2 separate regions of the Homo sapiens genome follow, and region 2 is linked to region 1. Evidence: chromatin loops called from intact Hi-C (ENCODE). Cell type or tissue: natural killer cell. All regions are shown on one strand.

Region 1 (8,000 bases):
CCAGAGAAATTTAGGCATTGAAAGTAAAAACATTCAGCGTACTTACCAAATGTTGACTGACTCCCCGTGAGCATTTTTTCAGCAGAGAGCTGAGGGAAACAACTTTTTCTTGTTTTCTCTCCACGCCATCCCACAGCTGACACAGCTTGGAGAAAGAACACACACCCATAGACTGCAAACACTTCTCAGGTGGCTGTGAACCCTCTCGGGGCCTCAGGCACTACAAGGTGCCCTCCCTGACCTCCTGGGTATGAAACACAGAGGAATCTAGGGCTGAGTGATTGTGTGCTACCAAAGAGAAAGAGAGAGGAAGCAAAGCCACAATTTGGATCGTCCTGTGGCTGCCGCGGCCACAGCCATCCAACCAGCAGCTCGCCTGGCAGTGCCTACTGGCAATGGGCTCTCTCTGTCTCTCTCTCCCTTTCTGTGGCTCTTTCTTGTTTTCTCTCTCCCTCTCTCTCTCTCCTTTCTTGGGGGCTGTATTGGTTCTGGAGAAGGAGGCCCCTGCCATTGCTTCTGACATTGCACAGGAAAGGAAGAGTAAAAATGCTATTGAGAAAGACCTGGTTTTTCTGTTTTTCCTGGAGGGATTCCTCCCTCGCAAAGGGAGTGGATTAGAAATGATGGAATAATTCGAAGGCCACAAGTGGACAGGTGGAGCCAACACCCCTCCACACACCTGGTCAGTCCATTTTCTGCCCTCGTTCTCTCCTCCCCGTCATGATGTTGTGCTCCGCCCTTTATCTCCTTTTTTTTGGTTGTCACAGTTTCAGCTCATTGTCACTTGTGAGGAAAGTAGAAACCATCCACTGTATCTGGTGTAAAACAGCCTCAAACCTTTTTGAGAAAAGCAGGATACAAATGAATCAATGTGCCAAGCAGTGCCCTTGGGGGCGTGGGACCTGGGTCCAGTGATCCCAGATGGTGGCCTTCCCCCAGGAGAGAGAACAGCACTGTCTCTCCTCCCCTCGCACTACAGTTTGGGTCACTGCCATCACGGATGCCTTCTCAAAACATATCTTTGACCCCTTCTTCCTTCTCTGTGGTTGCCAAGCTGACCCATCCCTTGCTCCTCAGCCATCTTCCTTTCTAAAGTTCACGAATTTGTGTTTTCCACCCCCTTCCCTTCTCTACCACCCCAGGGCCGTCGTCCACTTTGCTTGGATACTGACAGAGCCTCCTTGCCAACATTCCTCCTTTCTCCCCAAACTGATGACAGGTGAAGATTTCCCCAAACAGCAATTTATTTAATATCATCCCTGCAGGAATATCTTCCTTGGCTGCCCATGGGCTGCAGGATAAAGTCCAAATACCTAGTCTCAGCAAACAGAAACTTCTACATCTTGACCCTAACTTACTGTTCAAAGCATTAATCATAATAGATATTTTCAAAGCTACCATTTATGATTTATGGGCCACTTAGTACACATCAGATACAGCGTTAAGCATTGCTTCCTGAGTTAGTTCTCACAAGAGTCCTACATGAAGTTTCATTACTTGCACTTTCCATTTTCAGGCCTGTAGAGATGAAGCAGCTTCAGAAGGCTGACAGTGGGTCAGTGGTCAGTGGTGAGCATTGGACTGCAGATCTTATGATGTCAAAACCCATGCTCTTGACCCCTTCACTGCCCCTTCTACCTGAACGGATGCCCTGTGCTGCTGTCACACCCCTCCCCCGACCCTCCACACAGGTCCTGGGCTGTCATGGTCACCCCCTCCCAAACCCAAACTGGTGCCTGGGGCAGAGGAGCTCTAAGAAGTCCTCAATCCATATGAGCTGAAAGTTCTCAGCCTTCAAAGTAGAAGATCGGGTGGATAAAGAAGACACGCAGCCCAGGAAGCTTCAAGTAGATGGGCAGTGAGTGCCAGCCCGCCACATCTGCTGAGTGAGAGTGGGTGGTGGAAGAGCTGGGGCTGGCTGTATTCATTTGAAACGTGGGCTCTTTCTCTGCATCCTGCAGCAGCCTCTTTCTCTGTCCACCCTTCTCGTTCACCCACCACACCCCTCGTGAAACTCCATTCCTAAGGTAATTCTCCAAATGTCCAAACCCAAGATCTACTCAGCCAAGAAGCTGGGTTCTGCCGCTCTCCCTCCCCCTGCTGTTCTGCTGCAAGGAAATGGAAGAAGGAACAACCTCGCTGGGCCACTTGGTGATTTGTTTTTTCCTTGCTCAAAGCACAAACATGCACAAATCTCAGAGTCCCCATGTTAAGCAGAGACGCTCCCTGGTCAGTCTCCTGCACTCTAACTTCCTAAAAATTAAAGAGTCAAGGCAGAATCAGACACGGTAGAAGGGAGAAAAGGCCTCTTAGTAGCCATAAAGTCCAGGTACCTCATTTTACAGGTGAGGACATCGGAGCCTGGAGAGAAATAACTTGTCCAAGGTCATTCAGTATCAGAGTGGTAGAGCCCACACAGTTCCCAAGGCCTTTTCTCCCAGGCGGAGAGCTCTTTCCCTCTCCCTGTGATGTGGCTGCTGCAGCCACACAAACCAACTGTTCTTGTTACACGTGTCATGGTCAAATGTCCACTAGCTGCCCAAGGGCAAGATGAGTTACAAGAGCAATTCTTCCCATGACTTTACAGTTGTCAGGAGGGGTCAAGGACGCTTTCAAGATTCACACTCTGACCGTGGCAAGCCAGGTTCTCGGAGGGTTAAATGACTGATGAAAAGAAAGCCAAAGGCTGAGTCAGAACCAGGGACAGAACGGCTGGCACAGCCCTGTCTTGCTGGGGAAGGCAAAGTTCTCCATTTTGGCAAGGTCCGTGAATGTCTCTTTTTGCTTTTCCTGGGTCTCTGGTGCACTTGTTGGATTGAATCTTAAAGCATACCCTGAATGCTAAACATCTCAGGATAATGCACTAAGTCCTTCCTCAGCTGGGCTGGCCCATCTTTCTACAGCCTCACCCTAATATACCTACTCTGCTCAGGGCACAGGAAACATAGCCCACACTTTCACATCTTCATTTACTTTTTTTTTGGTTATTCTCTCCACCAGGAATATCTTCCCCTCTTTAACTGGCAAACCTGCACTTGACTTTGAGGATGGAGTTTAAATGCCTGCTCCTTTTCATAGCCTCCTCTGGCTCTTCTCTCCTAGTCCCCTCACTTGTCTTCCCAGAGAACTCTGTTCCTGGCACCTCTCTGCCCTTCCTGAGTTGAATTCTAGCTATTTGTTAACATGTTTTCTCCTATGGCTGTCCTGAGGCTCTCTCAAGGACAGTGACTCAGTCATATTCATCTTTGTACCCTGGGTTGTCAGCTCAGTTACTGGGACACAGAGGGAACAAAAGAATTACTACTTTAAACTACACAGAAATGCATCTACTTAAGGAAAACTTTGCTCCAAGTTCCCAAATGGAAAAGCCAATGAAGGAGTTGTTGTTGTTGTTGTTGTCGTTTGCCCCTAAGAGTATAGCAAAGGCCCCCAACCAGCCAGTTTTCATTCTGAATGGTAAAGTGTCATTTTACAAGCTGCTGCCACGAGCAAGCCTCCACGCATGTCGAATGCACACTTGTATGCATGCACACACACATAGGAGCTAGAAGGAGCTGGTTGCTCTATGGCAAGAAGCAGCAAAGAAGATAAGATCACCATACTGCAAAGGAAGGTAAGCCACGTGATGATGTGGGTAACCCCAGGCACAGATGATACCCTCAGCGAGGCCCAGCTTAAATCTAACCACATCAACTTTTCATGAAACAGACATGAAAAAGTAAGACTAAGACAATTACAAAAAAGGTGGTTTAATGCCTTCTTGCCTCGATGGTATCAAAGCTATTGGCTCCAGGGCTACACTTGGGGAAACAATTCTTTGAGATAAGGAGATGAACTATCTGCTCAAAAGAATGTGCAGGAAGCCAAGGTAACTGGGCAACACATAATGAAACGGTTTGTGGCCAATGAGCCGTCTAAACAAAAATATCCCTGGTAGGCATCAGTTGTATAAGTGAAGGAAACCAAACCCACCCTTGTTTCAAAGTGAAGACTTTGTGGGTGCCAGTGTGTGAGTGTGTGTGTGTGTGTCCTCACTAAATATTATAGTTAAAGTGAAATTCACAAGTCCTCCAGCTGTGGCTGACACTGGTATAAAATGAAAAGGTTGAGAAGGTGAGACTAGTTGTCATACAGCAACCTTGAAGTGCCTTTCCGGGTGGCACTGCCTGCTATGTGAAGGCTCATTTGCTGAATGACCATCACTACGTCAACACAAATTGAGATCTCAGCATTGATTTATCGGTGTGTGTCCCAGAAAGACACACTGCATTTCAGCATCACGGTATTCTGATGTAGTTAGGTTCTGAATTCTCTGAGCCACAGACGATGGTATGTTTCTCCTCTCTGAAGCTCTGCTAATGCCTCGTCCCTATTTCCCTGAAATATGGTTTCCCCCATCAGTTTTCAACCTTTTCGTTTCCCCAGGCAATCTTTTGATGATTCTTTAAGGTCCCCAGATCCACAGAATGTGACAGCTGGGATGAGCTTCCGGGGGTGCCGATTGGAAGCTTTACAGGCTCTAAAACTTGCTACTGAATCTCAGCTCTGGCATTAGTCGGTGTTCTTTGATTTCAGGTAAGTCACACAACCTAAATCTCAGCTTTCTCATTTATAAATTGGGACTAACAGAACCCATCTTCTAGTTGAGTTTGCTTTAGAAATATATGAGTTAATTCGCATTAAAGTACTTAGCACAATTATACACCTCAGTATGTGAAGCCATTTTTTTGTTTGCTTGTTTGAGATGGAGTCTTGCTCTGTCGCCCAGGCTGCAGTGCAGTGGTGCGATCTCCGCTCACTGCAACCTCCGCCTCCCGGGTTCACACCATTCTCCTACCTCAGCTTCCCGAGTAGCAGGGACTACAGGTGCCTGCCACCACACCCGGCTAATTTTTGTATTTTTAGTAGAGACGGGGTTTCACCTTGTTAGCCAGGATGGTCTCAATCTCCTGACCTCGTGATCCGCTCCCCTCGGGCTCCCAAAGTGCTGGGATTACAGGCGTGAGCCACCGCGCCCAGCTGTGAAGCTATTTTTATTACCACCACCAGCATGATCCCTTCAGACCCTCTTAATCTTGAGGTCCAGAGAGATAAAGTAACTTGTCCTAGGGAAATGAATCTTGGTTGAGACAATAACTATTGTCTCTGCTATACAATGATTAAACCAAAGATAGCAGCAATCGTAAGTGGCTGTCAGGGCTCAGGTCTACTCGCTTCCAGGTCAGAACCACATTGGTGCCCGTACTGTGATTTATCATTGCATACTTATTTTTTTCAGAGTGTAGCACTTGATAGGTACTGTATAAATATTTATTAATCAGCTGATTGCAAAGATCACTGCTGATTTTCAAAGCAACAGGTTTCTCTATCGTAACTGCTTCTCCTCCACACTATCACGTCCTTATAATTTCAGAACACCCATCTAGGAAGGACTCATACTAATGTGTTATCAGAGGGAAACATTCCACCCCTTTTTGGAATGCAGATATAGATTGCTCCAGATTTCAGGAACACTAATTAGAGCCACTGGTAATTTGACTGAAGCGCTAAAGCACCAAAGCACTCACAGAAGGCACCTTTGTACTCACACATTAGAGCTTTTGTCACTACATATCAAAAATGGTCAAGCTGCCTTTTGATGGTACCCGCAGGCTGGATGACAGGGTCAAGATGCCAGCCCACCAAATCCATCATCGGAAAGAAACTCGGGGCCAGCCCATCTCCTAAAAGCTGAGTATGTTGCACAGATTGCTGGTTCTAAATAGGATATTCTAATAAACATTGCTATTGTTTTTATTGTCTTGTGCAGTATCGAATATGCTTCTCACATACTAGACTTTATGCAAAACCACCATGACCTAAATGTTTAATTCAGATCTTTATTTTCTGTTTCATAACCCCTTTTAATATCACTGTAAAAATCTAAATGGATATACATGATGCTCTTTTGGTACCAAGCTTTTTGGGCTATACTTTTATGGTTAATATCAGGGTCACAGCAAGAGCTCAAGAGAGCATGGGTATAGCTTAAAAGTGCCTGGAATATACTTCTTGTCCTAGCAATTGATACCCTCTCATTGCTTCATTGAATTTTTCCTGTTCTTAACCTCTGCCCTTGTTTTCAGTAATATTAGTATAATGAGTTGAATAAATGGCCCTATCTATAAAGAAATGGGAAAAAAATCGGGCTTTGGCTGAAACTCCCTTGAGGATTAAAGGTATAAGGGTGAACGCAGAGGTGAACTTAGATATCTATGAAATAAACAGAGACAGGGTGTTTCTCGGAGGTTGCAGCCAGGCAAGAGTCTAATCAGAGTCTGTGGCTGAACCTCATCAGCTTCACCAGAGGACACATCCTTTCTAGAATCTCCTGTTCCATCCCCTACTTCCTGTGGCCTACTCAGAACCTCTGGAATTGGGGATGGCTGATGGGAGTGACAGGTGGCCCATATGTTCCGTGACAATGCACTGTTCATTGCTTTTCTGAACACCTTTGAGTAGACTTTGCACTGGATTCTGAGAACAGTGCCTAGACATGTACTATCCAAAAGTAGCCACCAACCATATGTAGCTGTCGAGCACTTGAAATATGGCCAGTCCAAATTGAGGTATGCTTCAAGCATAAAACCCACACTAGATATTGAAGATGTGGTACAAAAATGAATATAAAATATCGTATTAATAAGTTTTCCATATTGATACCACGTTGAAATGATAATACTTTGGATAGATTGGGTAAAGATAAAATGTTTTATTAAGGTTAATTTCAGCTGTTTCCTTTTACTTCTTAACATGTGGCTACTAGAACATCTAAACTGACAAATCTGATTACATTGTATTTCTACCAGACAGCACTGCTCTAAACAACTGCCAGAGAAACTGTCTTCATCCATGTACAAGTTAGCCCAGTGAGAACACAACTCTCCAGCCCTCTGCCCACGTTCCACTGCACTCAGAATGAAATCTGCGCTCCTTCTCTGGCTCCCGCAATGCAGAGGGACCTGGGCCCTGCCTCCCCCTCCAGCCCCCGCTTGCTGCTCACTTCAGTCATGCTGGCATTTTCCTCAGAATCTGCAGGCTTCTGCCAGGTCCAGGATCTTTGCAGCCTGTCCCCCTCATCTGTTTTTGTCGTGTGGGTCTCCTCTCAAGTGGCAGCTCCTGGGAGAAGCCTTCCCTCACCTCCTGTGGTAGGAAGAATAATGGCCCCCAAAGATGTCACCTCCTAATCCCTGGAACCTGTGAATATGCTACCTTACATGGCAAAAGAGACTCAAAGGAGGAAGAATTTTGAGATGGGGAGATGATCCTGGGTTATCCATGTGGGCCCCATATGATCACAAGAGTCCTCATAAGGGAAAAAGAGGGAGGAAGGGGAGTCAGAGAGGGAGGTGTGATGACAGAAGCAGAAATTGGAGAGATGCAGGGCCATGAGCCAAGGAATGCAGGTGGCTTCCAGGAGCTGGAAAAGCCCAAGATACGATTCTTCCCTGAAGCCTTCAGAAGGAATGCAGGACTCCAACCTGTGTTAGTCCTTTCTCACATTGCTACAGAGAACTACCTGACACTGCGTAATTTATAAAGAGAGGGGGTTTAATTGGCTCATGGTTCCACAGGCTGTACATGAAGCATGGCTGGGGAGGCCTCAGGAAACTTACGATCATGGCAAAAGGTGAAGGGGAAGCAGGTACGTCTTACGTGGTGGAGCAGGAGAGAGAGAGAGTGAAGGGGGAGATGCCACACACTTTTAAACAACCAGATCTCATGAGAACTCACTCACTATCGTGAGAATAGCAAGAGGGAAATCCACTCATAATCTGTTCACCTCCCACTAGGCCCCTACTCCAACAAAGGGGGTTATCATTCAGCATGAGATTTGGACCGGGACATAAATCCAAACCATATCACAACCAATTTTAGACTTGTGACCTCTAGGACAATGACAGAATACATTCATATTGTTCTAAGCCAAAACATTTGTGGTTATTTGTTATAGCAGCAAT
Region 2 (8,000 bases), 180 kb before region 1:
TAGATCAGAATATGGTAGAACTTCACTTTCTTCAATGTGAGATAGACCCAACTTAGCCTTTATGCCAAGAGGGTTAGTTCCAGAAGTTTTTAAAAAACTCTAGCATTGCAAGGTGAGCTAAATTAATGGTAATGGTACAAAATGAGACTTTTTTTGTTGTTGCTGTTACGGAGTTTCACTCTTGTTGCCCAGGCTGGAGTGCAATGACGCGATGTTGGCTCACTGCAACCTCTGCCTCCCAGGTTCGAGTGATTATCTTGCCTCAGCCCCCCAAGTAGTTGGGATCACAGGCATACGCCACCATACCCGGCTAATTTTGTGTTTTTAGTAGAGATGGGGTTTCACCATGTTGGTCAGGCTGATCTTGACCTCCTGACCTCAGGTGATTCACCCACCTCAGCCTCCCAAAGTGCTGGGATTACAGACATGAGCCACCACACCTGGCCACAATATGAGAAATTTTATAATGAGGCTTTGCTATTGAAAATAATAGAAGAATCATGTACGATATGTAGATGATTGGTCACACACAGAATGTGAGAAGTTGGCTCTTCTACATTTCAGTGGCATAATTAACCCAACTCTCCAGAATTCTTGTAAGTAAGACTCTGGGATAGAACGAGGAAGAACTCACTGACCACTAAAGAGTAGGTAAAGCACTAGGAAAATCTGTGAGAATGAGTCCCATATTGGTCATTTTGTTCATTAGAAATCTAACCTAAGAGAAACGTATCAACAGAATCTCAGGTGAAGCAATTTAGGGCAATAAAAACATATTCTCCTAAATGATACTGTCCCTGAGTGGCTCCCCTAGTGAAAATGAGAACATCTTCCTGTCTCTCAAATCACCCCAATTATACACAGGATTAGGTAACTTCCACAAATCAGGCCATGGAAAGTTCTTTGATTTAGAGATACCAGGCAGGACTCTTTTTTGAGGGGTGTGGGAGCAGGAGGAGAGGAGGATGGTGGTGAGGATGTGTGTGTGATAGTAACAGTTTTTCCTTTTCCAACATCAAAAACCATAGGCCTTCTAGGACAGCTTCTACTTTGATTGCACTTGGCTGTGTGAAAGAGCAGCACAAAATGAAGATAGCTCCTCTCACTGTGCTATTAAAGACTCCCATCTGAGAAAGAAAATGGGTGAAGGAGGCTATAAGAGATGGCCTTTCTATCAAAAAATCAACTTCAGAAGCCTAAAAGATCTTCTTCCTTCATCCTGTTCTCATTTAGCTTGCTAATAGACGCCTCATGAGAAAAGAATTATTGTGAAGCTGAGAAAGTAAGATTTAAATTTCCTAAGAAGAGATGGACTTTACGTTACAGGCAAGGGACATTTTTTTCTCTTTTTACAATAATTCCAAAGTGCTTTTTGACCTTGGAAGAAGAAAATCAGTGTTAAGATAGAATTGGTTAGGTCATCGCCTAAGGAGGCATAAAAGGCCACCAGGAAATAAATTAAAATTAAAATAGATTCTTTTATTGGGTCACATCTCATCCTCTCATTTATGAGCAAGGCTTCCACTCAAGCAATTGATACTGCAGGGGATAATTTTGCTCCTCTTGTTTTGACTCAAGAAAAAGTTACAAACAAAAGTAGGGAGGAAGCTGCATATGAAGGCTAAAGGACATTTTTAAAAGAATTCCAAGGAAAAGAGCACAGAAACTGTGGTTGTGTGCAGCCACTGATGAGGTGGACAATAGTTTTGAAATTATTGGTTCCTGCTAAACTAAGGAAACATACTTACATTCTAGACCAGACAAACATAGCAAGTCACGTGTTCTGACCTTGAACAAATAAATGTCATTTCTTTCCAGAATTTACCTTAAAATTCAATAAGTAATCTGGGATTATCAGGACATCTACTTCAGAAACTGTTAAACATTTTAGGATTACTTTTTCTTCTCTAGACTGGACAAATACAGGATATTTCCCTTGATAGGATACACCCTTCATTCTTGGAAAGGTCAGCCAATTCTCTTTTCTAGTAGGTAGTTTCCTACTTTGCATAAATGTAGATGCCAATGGTAACTGAAAATGGTCCCTTTACCTTTTACTCTATAGATTCGATCATCTGATTTACATGGATAATGCAAACAAATGGTGTTCAAGAGGTCACTCAGAAAATTAACACATTCTTCATATCTAGAAAGATAGGCAAGTATTTTTAAACCTCTCGATAAGATTCTGACTTAAATCTTACAAACTGCAGAAAGAAACTTTAAAGCTATCAGCCCTAAAATTTAGCCCTAATACTGAGACTCAAAATGCATATGGTAAATTGCCAGATGTCAAGCAGCCCTTTGAATTATAGTATCAGTTTCCAAACTATTATAATGCAAATCTCACAATATAATTTCAAGTAATAAATACCTATTCTTTCTTTCTTTTCTTTTTTTTGAGACTGAGTCTCGCTGTGCAGTGGTGTGATCTCAGCTCACTGCAACCTCCATCTCCCGGGTTCAAGCAATTCTCGTGCCTCAGCCTCCCTAGTAGCTGAGATTACAGGCGCCTGTCACCATGCCCGGCTAATTTTTGTATTTTTAGTAAAGACGGGGTTTCCCCATGTTGGCCGGGCTGGTCTCGAACTCCTGACCTCCAGTGATCTGTGTGCCTTGGCCTCGCCAAGTGCTAGGATTACAGGTGTGAGCCACTGTACCCAGCCTATTCTTTCTTATAGCTGTTAACAATGAAAATATCATTATTTTTGGCCAAACTGAAATGAGCAACAAGAGTGGTCATAAAATTGTGTATGTATACACACACATACAGACACACTTATTTAAAATCTACGGGTATTAATTGAGCACATAGTAGATACTGATCACTCTGTTAAGCCCAAGGGATACAAAGATAATTTTTTTTTTTTTTTTTTTGAAACAGGGTCTTGCTCTGTAGTCTAGTCTAGAGTGCAGTGGTGCACTCTCTGCTAACTGTAGTCTTGACTTCCTGGGCTCAAGCAATCCTCCCAGCTCAGTCTCCCAAGTAGCTGGAACTATAGGTGTGTGCCAGCATGCATAGCTACTTAATTTCTTTCTTTTTTTTTTTTTTTTTTTTGTAGATACCTGGTCTCCCTATGTTTTCCAGGCTGTTCTTGAACTCCTGGACTCAGCAATCCCCCCTCCTCAGCCTCCCAAAGTGCTGGGACTACAGGCATGAGCCACCACACCCGGCCAAAAAAATTAAAGAATATCTAGTAGGACAAAGCTACATAAACAGCAACTATTCTGCAATACATTTTATACTGTCACCTTAAGAATGTACTGTGGGGGCTGCAGCAATTAACAAGGTGGAATTGGAGAAGGCTTTGCACGGCAGATGCTACTTGTGTTGGCCTTTGATGGAGCAATAAGACTTTATAGGTGCAGAAGATGATGAAGGACATTCCAGGACAAACAAGATACTACAGATACAAAGGCACCGAGGTATGCCCATGCATGGAATCTCCTGGGAACAGATCACTGAGGATGGCAAACACTGCCTGCATGGGAGAAGTCCTGAAAAGAGCAGTGGAAAGATTAAGACCAGATTGTAAAAGGCCTCGAATGCCATACTTAGAATTTAGACTCCTCAGGTGACAGAAAACCTTACAGGAGGTTGAATGAGAAGATTCCACCTTGTTTCTAAGGAGGTAGAATCAGAAGATTCTAGAGAAGGCCACAGTCAAATTCTAGAGAAAGCCACAGTTTTTCTTTTTCCTTACTTTTCTTTTTTATTGTGCAGGAGCAGGAATTACCGAATGTAAGGCTGGTGTTTTCTAATATACCTCATCTCAGAGAATAGAATTTAGCCAAGACAGATTTTTATCACACTCTTAGCACACAGTGAGTCTTGGTACCACTAGACAAGACTGGGCTCTCTTCCCTAAAAGATTCACAATCGTCCCTCTTACTGTTGGTGTTCTGTTGTATTCACACTGCAAAGCAAAACAAGTGCCAAGCCACACCTTGAGTTCTCTGCTCTGCAGGTTTACTGCCTGACAAGCCTTAAAGTTAGAAAAATATTTCAAGCTGAATCTGTCACTAACAACTTTATATGGTTTGTTGTTTCCTGTGTTGCTTGTTGAGAATGCCTGGCCACTGAGAAACGAAATCGGAGGCAGATATTTCTGACAGCGAGCCTCCCTGCCGGGTGCTTTATCATTCTTTATGTTAAATACATCACCACATCTAAGCCCTTGCAAGCCGAGAAGTTAAGGTTATGGTGTGGACAATAAAAAACCGATTTTTCTCCTAATTGCCTACATGTATTAGAAGTTTTTGAATTTATACAGGCCATTGGTAGCAGAGAGTATAGTTCGTTTTTTGTTTCTTTTTGTTTTTGTTTTTGAGACAGGGTCTCACTCTGTCACCCAGGCTGGAGTGCAGTGGTGTGATCATAGCTTGCGGCAGCTTTAAACTCCTGGGCTCAAGCAATCTTTCCACCTCAGCATCCTGAGTAGCTGGGACTATAGGCATGCACCCCCATACCCAGCTAATTTTCTTTTTATTTTTTGGTGGAGATGGGGTTTTGCCACGTGCCCAGGCTGGTTTTGAACTCTGTGGCTCAAGTGCTCTACCTGCCTCAGCCTCCCAAAGTGCTGGGTTTACAGGCATGAGCCACTGCACCCAGCCCAAAGAGTATGATTCTATTTTTTTTTTTTAAATTTAATTCCTCTTCATGACAGTCTCTTGTGGCAGGAAAGTGGTTAGTTTATAGATAGAAGAAATCTAGGACCAAAGAGATGAAATAATTGGAAATCATTGTTTTGATAGAGTCAGGGGCAGAGTTTGTGACAGCATGACAGCAGCATTCCTTGGCTGCTGCTCTCAGGGGGAAGCCCTACAGCCTTGTTTCCACTGCAGACTTAACTGTCCTCACTCCACGTAGATCAGTTCGATTCCTGAGCCCGAATGACAAGTTGAACTACCAATAATGCCTTGCACAATGTTTGAAGCGACATAATCAGCCGGAGAGGGACTTGTGTCAGTTAGATTTTGTCTCCTTAAAAATCAAGAGCAAGAGTGGTAAGAGAGAAGTTTTTTAACAAGGAGGAAAACCCTAGACAGTTGTCTCTAAGGTTCTTCACCACAGCTTCAAGGACAACCAGGAAAAGAGCTGCTATTTGAGGCAACTTCATTATAAAATCATTTTTAATAAGCAATCTTAACAAAGAGAGGGAATACTCTTGTGGAGAAACCCTCCAGGGACCCAGAGGCTGCCCAGTTAAGTTATTAGGAAGTTTCACACAAGGGACCAAACAGCTATTTCATTGGCCTCGGGGGACAGAGTTTAGTTTTCACCTGTTCTCTAGAGGCACTGGTGTTATCCTGTCTACTAACAGCAGAGACTGGTAACAATCAATTATCCCGACGCCCCAACCTGGTGAGGGAAAGTGAATTTTCAGTTTTGTCGACACAAAAAGACATGGTGTAAGAGAAAGAGAGATAAATTAACTCAATATGATTCATTATACTGGAGACTAAGAACACGCAGCCAATGAAAATGCCTCATCAGGACCTTGGTATTCTTTAAGTAAAACGACAGAAACATATTCTAAGGAAATTAAGAAATATCCATAATGAGAAAAGGATGCTTAGTTGTCCTCTTACCATAATTGTCCAGCTACATGAGGGAAATAATTCTTTGTGCTGATGAAAAAGTAATAGTCACTGCAGTTGACTTTGCCTACCTAAGGAGTGAGCAAGGTTTGGAATTTGGGGTTTAAATTTTTATAAAGCTATTTGTAGCTGAGTTTAAAAGGGTTGGAAAGACAGAGGCTCCCAGGGTAGCAGAGTAGCCTGCAGCCAATTAGCAGCTCGAATGAAAGAAAGCAAGGAGAACCATTAGCCGCAAAATTCAAAGTGCTTATGTATTTTTCAAGTTTCACTGCACATTCCATGCCTCTGATTTTAATGAAATGGCAAGAACGGGTCTTACAATTAGACCTTAACACCGTGGAGTTAGAGAAAAAGTGAACATCCTTTTTCTTTAATAATCAGAAGAGCCTTCTCTTTTCGGACCAGATCTCTCCTTCCCAATAAGCGTTTTTTTGTTTGTTTGTTTGTTTGTTTGTTTGTTTGTTTTTTTAACGTAGTTGGTCACAGGAGCACACACAGAAGTAGTTCTAACTAAGGATAAAAATGTCACCTGGGTTCAGAGAAGGGACTGGAGCAGGGAACATCTGATTCACATAACCCTAACTAAATGACTGTGGCAGAAAAACATTGTTTATAGGTCACTGCTTTTTTTCACACACATTCTGTGGCTCCACATTGGTTATGAGAGAAAGCCAAAACCTGCTCTCTGTTCTTACTGGTCTCCCTTTTCCTTGTTAATACTCTACTCCAGTCAGACCGATCTACACAATCATCCCTGATCACACCTAATTCTTGCTACCCTTCCAGAGCAAGCTCAGCTCACCACACATGTTCCCAACTCATACAGCATTTAAACACATATTCTATTAGGTTGGTGCAAAAGTAATTGTGGTTTTTGCCATTGAAATGGCAAAATTTCATAGCCCTGCATTTTCCTGCAATTCTTTCATTACTGAAAGTTCCTCAAATGTGTGTGTCCTTTCTCCTAGATACAGACTAAACTATTAGACAGGGAGGAATATAAGTTAGATTACCTATACTGCAATGTGCCTTACACAATGTTAGGCACAGAGCAGGGGTTAAAAAATATCAAGCTAAGAAAATCTGCCTGGCTCCCTGCCCTATCTTTCCATAGGTATGAACTGCAGTCTACTTTCCAGCCTCTGTTCCTCAGACCCCGATATTACAGGTGTCTGGATTGCCTAGCATATAATTTCCTTCCCCTTTCCTCTAAGAAGAAAATGTAAAATAAAAGATTTATAGATTAAGGCCTTTCCACTGAATCCAAACCTTAATCTAGTATATCCTACCTCTTTTTTTTTTTTCTTTTTTTTTTTTTGAGATGGAGTCCCACTACATTGCCCAGGTTGGGGTGCAGTGCTGTGATCTCAGCTTACTGCCGCTTCGGCATCCCAGGTTCAAGCGATTATCCTGCCTCAGCCTCCCTAGTAGCTGGGATTACAGGTGCACAGTACCACACTCAGCTACTTTTTGTATTTTTAGTTAAGATGGGGTTTCACCATGTTGGCCAGGCTAGTCTCAAACTCTTGACCTTCAGTGATCCGCCCGTCTCGGCCTCCCAAAGTGCTGGGATTACAAGCGTGAGCCACCATGCCCGGCCACTCCTCAATATGCCTTCTAATCAGTATCCTTGGCTATTAACTATTTAAGACAGTAGGAGCTGGAGTTGATGCCTAGGAGACATACAAAATCAAGAAGGGAAAGAGCTATCACTCCTACATAGAAAAACATGTTTTCCCAGAAGTGGAAGTGGATTGGGTGGAGAACATTCCATTGCAAGGGATTTTGGCAGTCAAAGGAAAATATTTAATTGAATAGCTTAAAAATCTTCATCCTTATAATGTATAGATGTGGATGTCAATTATAATCCAAAGGGCCATGTGACTACAAATGCACTAACTTCCTGGCCACAGAATTGATAAAGAAATCAGTGTAAAAAATTTAGTGTCATCACTGAAAGTGAATGTAGAGTGATCACTCTCTTCTTGTTTTAAACACATTGGCATCTCTGTTTCTTCTACGTTTTTATTCCTCTGCGTACAGATTGCAATAAAAAGAGAAGCTGATATAAGTGTAAATCCAGTCCTAAGTTCAGATATGCTTAAACATCCTCAAAATCTAGATGTTAATTTTCTTATATCTCCTATATATCCCATTGATATATATATATATATATATATATATATATCTGTTTCCTGAGCGTTCTGTTAGCTTCCAGGGTTTTTTTGGGTTTGGATAGGTTTCAAAGAAACCACTGTGTCCGGAATCATAGTACTGCTTTGTGGCAATGAAAGTTATAAATGAATTACTAAGTTGGTCTAACAAAAAAGTATAAATTTATTATAAATGTCATTAATGTCCGTTAAAGGCTTTGTTTCAGAGGAAGATGGGTTTGTGCT

The links. A loop is a pair of places that touch in the nucleus more often than their neighbours do. Peaks named below come from ENCODE experiments on the same cell type or tissue, not always from the same donor. Only the 100,000 strongest peaks of a DNase experiment are listed, where the experiment ranks them.
Region 2: a loop joins it to region 1, with 4 times the contacts of the local background. A loop is called at or near these places in 5 of 110 quality-filtered maps.

What each region holds. Positions count from the first base shown.
Region 1 is chr15:60,841,024-60,849,023 of GRCh38, forward strand. The region is part of intron 1 of RORA (RAR related orphan receptor A); the gene reads right to left. LOC124903500 (a long non-coding RNA gene) reads right to left here. Exons shown (of 2, transcript XR_007064666.1): 2 at 6,728-8,000. Among named protein-coding and RNA genes, the nearest start is that of RORA-AS4, 81 kb to the left of the region's middle. In natural killer cell, no CTCF peak of the experiment used is centred here; DNase peaks (open chromatin) are centred at 318, 748, 3,628 and 3,978; H3K4me3 peaks cover 562 bases; H3K27ac peaks cover 2,861 bases.
Region 2 is chr15:60,663,309-60,671,308 of GRCh38, forward strand. The region is part of intron 2 of RORA (RAR related orphan receptor A); the gene reads right to left. Among named protein-coding and RNA genes, the nearest start is that of RORA-AS2, 14 kb to the right of the region's middle. In natural killer cell, no CTCF peak of the experiment used is centred here; no DNase peak of the experiment used is centred here; H3K27ac peaks cover 941 bases.